Regions from separate parts of the Homo sapiens genome. Here region 2 is linked to region 1. A link is an interaction called in ENCODE POLR2A ChIA-PET data of the cell type or tissue named here. Cell type or tissue: OCI-LY7. All regions are shown on one strand. Links, peaks and the distances in the headings refer to the core of each region. The heading gives the core; the rest is flanking DNA. Region 1 overlaps ZBTB44 (zinc finger and BTB domain containing 44). Region 2 has its middle 34 kb from the start of ADAMTS15.

The links. ChIA-PET counts read pairs that join two places held together with the same protein. Peaks named below come from ENCODE experiments on the same cell type or tissue, not always from the same donor. Only the 100,000 strongest peaks of a DNase experiment are listed, where the experiment ranks them.
Region 2: POLR2A ChIA-PET joins it to region 1 with 11 read pairs; 2 of 35 experiments call an interaction of 5 or more read pairs at or near these places.

What each region holds. Positions count from the first base shown.
Region 1 is chr11:130,268,418-130,271,235 of GRCh38, reverse strand. All of the region lies in intron 1 of ZBTB44 (zinc finger and BTB domain containing 44), which reads left to right. Among named protein-coding and RNA genes, the nearest start is that of ZBTB44, 45 kb to the left of the region's middle. In OCI-LY7, for the core only: no CTCF peak of the experiment used is centred there; a DNase peak (open chromatin) is centred at 1,495; H3K27ac peaks cover 438 bases.
Region 2 is chr11:130,481,692-130,484,509 of GRCh38, reverse strand. No RefSeq gene overlaps it. Among named protein-coding and RNA genes, the nearest start is that of ADAMTS15, 34 kb to the right of the region's middle. In OCI-LY7, for the core only: no CTCF peak of the experiment used is centred there; no DNase peak of the experiment used is centred there.

The DNA.
Region 1 (2,818 bases), core at 131-2,630:
AATTCAAGACTGTAAACTCAAATTGCAACTTTTTCCTTTAACTATTTATAATGAATAGATATAGGCATTTTATATAGCAAAACCAGACAGAAATTTTATAACATAAATTTATTCATTCATATATTTCACTCTGTTGTATGTTATGTGCAATACTGGACAGGGTCGAGAGAAATTAGACACAAAATGTTTTCACCAAGGCCTTTTGCTCTATCTGCTCCAAGCTTCTAACAACGTGCCTTTCTGCCCTTCGTCCCCGTACATTCTTTACATGTCTTCAGCTCTGATAAATTCAGCAGAATGAAATTTATCGTGACTTCTTCCCTGAACTGCAGGCCAGAATGGGCAACTTCATGTATAAATTTACATGTGGATATTCTTCTCAGGTATTTTAAACTCAGTATATCCAAAATTGAAACATTTCTTTCCCCATCATCAACCCCTATCGAAACCAGCTCTTCTTTTGTCTTGTTTGGTGAAAACAAAGTTAGAGATAAAACCATCTGACTCTTTTAGCTACTGTTCCACCCACCCTTAGTACAAAATCATGCCTAGGTGGTTTTCCATTCTAAATATTTCTCAGATGCATTTTCTTTATCCTCACTGCTGCCACCAAGAAATCTTCTTAAAAGGCAGATAGGACTCTTCTACTCCCATGTGGCTACCTGTACTTTTTGAAGAAGATTGTAGGTCTGAAGCTTGGTATAAACATAAGTGGTCTTGAACCAAATAATTTTCTGGCCTCAGTTTCCTCATCTGTAAAATCAGGGTATTATAATGTAAACTCATGTGAGATAGCATATCTAAAGCCCCTAGTGTTCTATCTGGAGCATAGTTGATAAAAGCCAATACAGACAAGTTTATGTATAAATTTCCACCTGGATATTCCTCTTACAGGCATCTTAAACTTATATGCCCCTCTCCTTAACCTTTTCTGTCCTTCATGGGTTTTAATTAGAATATAAGCTGCGAGTGAGTGATCTCAGTTCAGTTTTAGCATAATTAAAACCTGGTTAGTATCTTTTGAAAGTTAGCTTCCAGTTTTGAGATGTGGCTGCATATTTAAATAGATACATTCTTTCAAATATCAACTTTTCCCATCCAACTAAAATTACTTCCAAGGTTAACAGTCTCATTACTTTCTCTTTCATCATGTTAAGCAGCCACGTCACTTTATATGCTAAGAGCTACTTCGTTTTAATCTCAAATCTTCTGATAATTTTTATCAGCTAATCTATATATCAAAATACAGGTTTTTAAAATGCTGTGAAAAATAGACATTTTAAAATTTGATCTACATTTAATTTTTGTTCACACTTTTTCTAGTGTGAATAAATAGCTAACGTTTATTGAATGCTTGCTTTATGCCAGGAATTGTGCTAATTTAATCCTCTTGGCTATCTTGGAAGTATAATTTCTATGATTCCTGTTTTTCAGATGAGAAAAAAAACAGAAGCATCATTAGAGAGGTGAACAACTTGACTCAGATTTAATGCCTGGCTGGTAAATGGGGAAGTGAAAATTTAAAACCTAAGATTTGTCTAACTTAAACCAATCTACTTTATCAACTAGGCTGTATACCTTATTTGGCAAAATTGTTTCAACCCAACTGTAAAAAAAAATTGTAGGTTCTTTTTTGTATTCCCTTAAATTATATGTTGTTTAGCAACATACCACTTTCACAAGAATGTGTGATAGCAGTATTTCATCAGTAATTTGGAATAAAATGGGTGGGAAGTAAACTTCCTGAATTACTGAATAGTTCAAATTGCAAACTGCTACAAGTACATTTTTATTACTTGTAAATGCTGCACAAAGTCTAAATTAGTAATTGTAGTTAATACTGATCTTTACTCAAGAATTTTAAATGACCTCCAAATTAAACTTATAACTACACATATACATATTCATCTACACACAGAGATAAATGAGATTAATTAATTAATTATTTAGTGGAGTTTCACTCTTTTTGCCCAGGCTGGAGTGCAATAGTGTGATCTCGGCTCACTGCAATCTCCACCTCCCGGGTTCAAGTGATTCACCTGCCTCAGCCTCCCGACTAGCTAGGATTACAGGCACACACCACCACTCCCAGCTAATTTTGTATTTTTAGTAGAGATGGGGTTTCACCATGTTGGCCAGGCTGGTCTTGACCCCTGACCTCAGGTGATCCACCCGCTTTGGCCTCCCAAAGTGCTGGGATTACAGGCATGAGCCACCGTGCCTGGCGAGATTTTTTTTTTTTTAAAGAGACTTGGCTAACTTATAAAAACTTCAGGTTATACCTTGTGGTTTCTCAACTGTCCATATTATGTATGACATTTTCTTTTTTTCTCTCTCTCTCTCTCTTAAAATTTGAGGCCGAGCGTGATGGCTCACACCTGTAATCCCAGCGCTTTGGGAGGCTGAGTCAGGTGGATCACATGAGGTCAGGAGTTCGAGACCAGCCTGGCCAACATGGTGAAACCCCATCTCTACTAAAATTACAAAAAATTAGCCAGGTGTAGTGTCTGGCGACTGTATTCGCAACTACTCAGGAGGCTGAAGCAGGAGAATTGCTTGAACCCGGGAGGCGGAGGTTGCAGTGAGCCAAGATAGTGCCACTGTACTCCAGCCTGGGTGACAGAGTGAGACTCTGTCTCAAAATAAAATAAAATAAAATTTGAGACAGGGTCTTGCTGTGTTGCCCAGGTTGGAGTCAAGGGCTCTTCCCACCTTAACTTCCTGAGTAGCTGGGATTACAGCTGCATGCCACTATACTTGGCACATTTTTCAAATATCTTAAAAATACTTTGTTGCTAAAAAATTCTAGCAATTATCT
Region 2 (2,818 bases), core at 155-2,654, 210 kb before region 1:
CCTCAAGAGAAACCAACCCTGCCGACACCTTGATTTTAGACTTCCAGCCTGTGGAGTTGAGAAAACCCATTTCTGTTATGTGAGCCCTCCAGTCTGTGACACTTGTTATGGCAGCCCTGGCCAACTAGTACACAGCTCTGCCATGTTTCTTTTTAACTGCTACAGAGAATTCCATTTTATAAATGTACTATAACTGATTTAAACAGCTCTCTTTTTGGTAGCTTTCTAAATCCTTTTTCTTGTTCCTTCTCTCTTCCTTTCTACCTTCCTCTCTTCCTTCCTCCTTTTCGTTTTTCTTTCTTCTCTCATCCTTTTCCATTACAAACAATGCTGGGCCGAACATTCCTACAGGTGTAATCTTGCATATTTATGAATGAGTGTTTTCAGAGGTTAGACTCATCAAAGAGCTCTCATGTCAAATATGAAGCATATCTTATAAGTCAGTATAAGTCATGTTGCCTGGGAGCTTTGAGTTTTGCAAGCATACAGTTCGTTAAATAATTCATCATGGTTCTTTCCCTGTACTAAACTGGCTTCCTGCTCTCCCTTCTAGGTTTTCTGTTTTGTTTTGTTTTTATTGAATTTGACCTTTTTCAGAGCCAAAAAAGAAAAGGAAGAAAAAAGAGTCATTCACATACTTGACTCTAGAAAATGACAGAACCTTTAACTCCAGAGAAGTCAAGGAGCCTGTTTTGTCTCTAGTTTCAGTTTAGGACTTATTATCTCTTGAGTACCCTAAGTGACTCCGTAAACTTGTAGAGACCAACCTAGGAAGTCACATGGATGTCACTGCTCCATAGGTCATTGTTGTCCTTGCTAAATTCCTCTAAGAATAGTTCTGGGGGGAGACGGGCAGTGGCACGGCAGTGTTGCAGAGTTCTCCGTAGTTGGCTTCAAAGAACTCAACCCATTAATGCAGAGACGCATTTCTGGCACGAGGCACATAAATCTATATTCCTCTCTCCTCTCCTCATTTCTCTTACCTAAAAAAGTCAATACCACAGAATTTCAGAATACTATTCCCTTGTTTAGAAACCAGACTCTCCATTGCCAAGGCTTAACATGAAGCCTCAACTTTCTGGACAGAACTCAAGCTCCCCCACCAGTCTGGTTCTACACCCTCTCCCCCGCCACACCTCTCAGGCACAGCGCCACTGCTCCAAGCCGGCTTCTTCCTCCCCTGCAGAGAGGCTTCAGTTGTCCCTGCCTCATGTCTTTGTTCAGATCAGCTGTACCACGTCAACATTAGACTGTGACCTCTCAGAGTGCACATCCTTTGTCTCATATTCCATTATTTCTGGAATATACTGAGAAAATAATAACAAAATATCAAAAAGAAAGAAGGAAGAGAAAAAGAACAGGGAAAGACACAGCCCTGCGTCAAGGGGAGGACTCTCCTGAGTTCCTCTGCACCATCTCATGGCTCTCTTCTCCAGCATCCAACTCTGACCTGTGCTTTCCTTGCCTGTTTCAACTCCTCTTTCATAACTCCTCCTCTTTTTGGACTACTCTATACTCTTTATTTACCTTCCAAGTGTATGCACAGTCCCCTGACCTGGACTATAGGCCCTTCAAGGATATGGCCAATGCTTTGGGTTTCCTTCTTAGTACTCCAAGCACACACTGCCATCGGTAGTTATTGTACTAAACTGAAAATACCATCCACCACCCAACCCACTGTTCTTTGACAATTGAGATAGAAACTTGGCTATTGAGAATCTCTGTGAGATCAGAGGCCCAGGAGTAATCATTCTTACCATCTCTAGCACTAAACTTATCAAGCCACTTGTCACGTACCAACTTTTATAAACACCAATTTTCTAATCTGCAAAATGGGGATAATAATAGAATGTACTTCACCAAGTTCCAATGAGGACAGATAACTGATGTAAACACTTATAAACTATAAACACATATGACATATACAACATACAATCCCTTAAGAGTGTCTGGGTATTGAGAACTCTCCCTTGGCAAAAGCCAGCCTTCTTTTTATCCCACCTTCCACAAGGAACTGAGGTCTCTTTCCCCAAGGCCCAGTACAAGGAAAATGCAGTGAATAGAGCTACCCACTGGGCAGCAGCGCAGAGTTCAAAACGGATTTTATTTGCTAGGTATGGGCATGACAAGTACAGGGAAGAAATAGAAATATTTAGGTATCAGTTTCCTAGTCGCTGACATCTAAAACTACTTTAAAAGTCAAGAGGAGCTAAGGAAACTTCAGAAGCTAATCTATGTACTGAGATTTTGCAAATGTTTATTCCCCTTTGGAGGGCTGCCTACCGGTGGAAGAGCAGGTAGACATGCCTTGGGTGAGGAACTTCCAAATAGGAGTGGAGAAGCATGGAAATTTTTGAAGTATACAGCCAAAAGATACATCTCCTTTTGTTTCAAGTGAAGTGGCAGACACACTTTTTTAATCCCCTTGGAGCTGAGATTTTCAATGTATGGAATCGACGTGTCTTAGAGCTTGAAAAGGAATGCGTAATTTACAATCAAGTTCAATGCCTCATCTAACAAACAGGGAAATGAACACCCAGAGGGTGACCTTGTGCAAATGACCCAGTGCTAGCAGAGTCTAGACAGAAGCTTAGGTCACCTGTCTCCCCAGGCTGTGGTCGTCCAGGCCACCCGGGCCATGTCTAAATAGGTGACTTTTAAAGAAATAAGACTAAAGTGAACTTACCAAGACATAGTGCCCTGGACTCATGGGAACTAACAGAAACTTTCCCATTCAGCAGCTAGGTATTTATCTAATGATCTCGAAGGCAATCTATATGTGCAAACTTGCCTAGGATGTTAGGGGAAAAAATAGCAG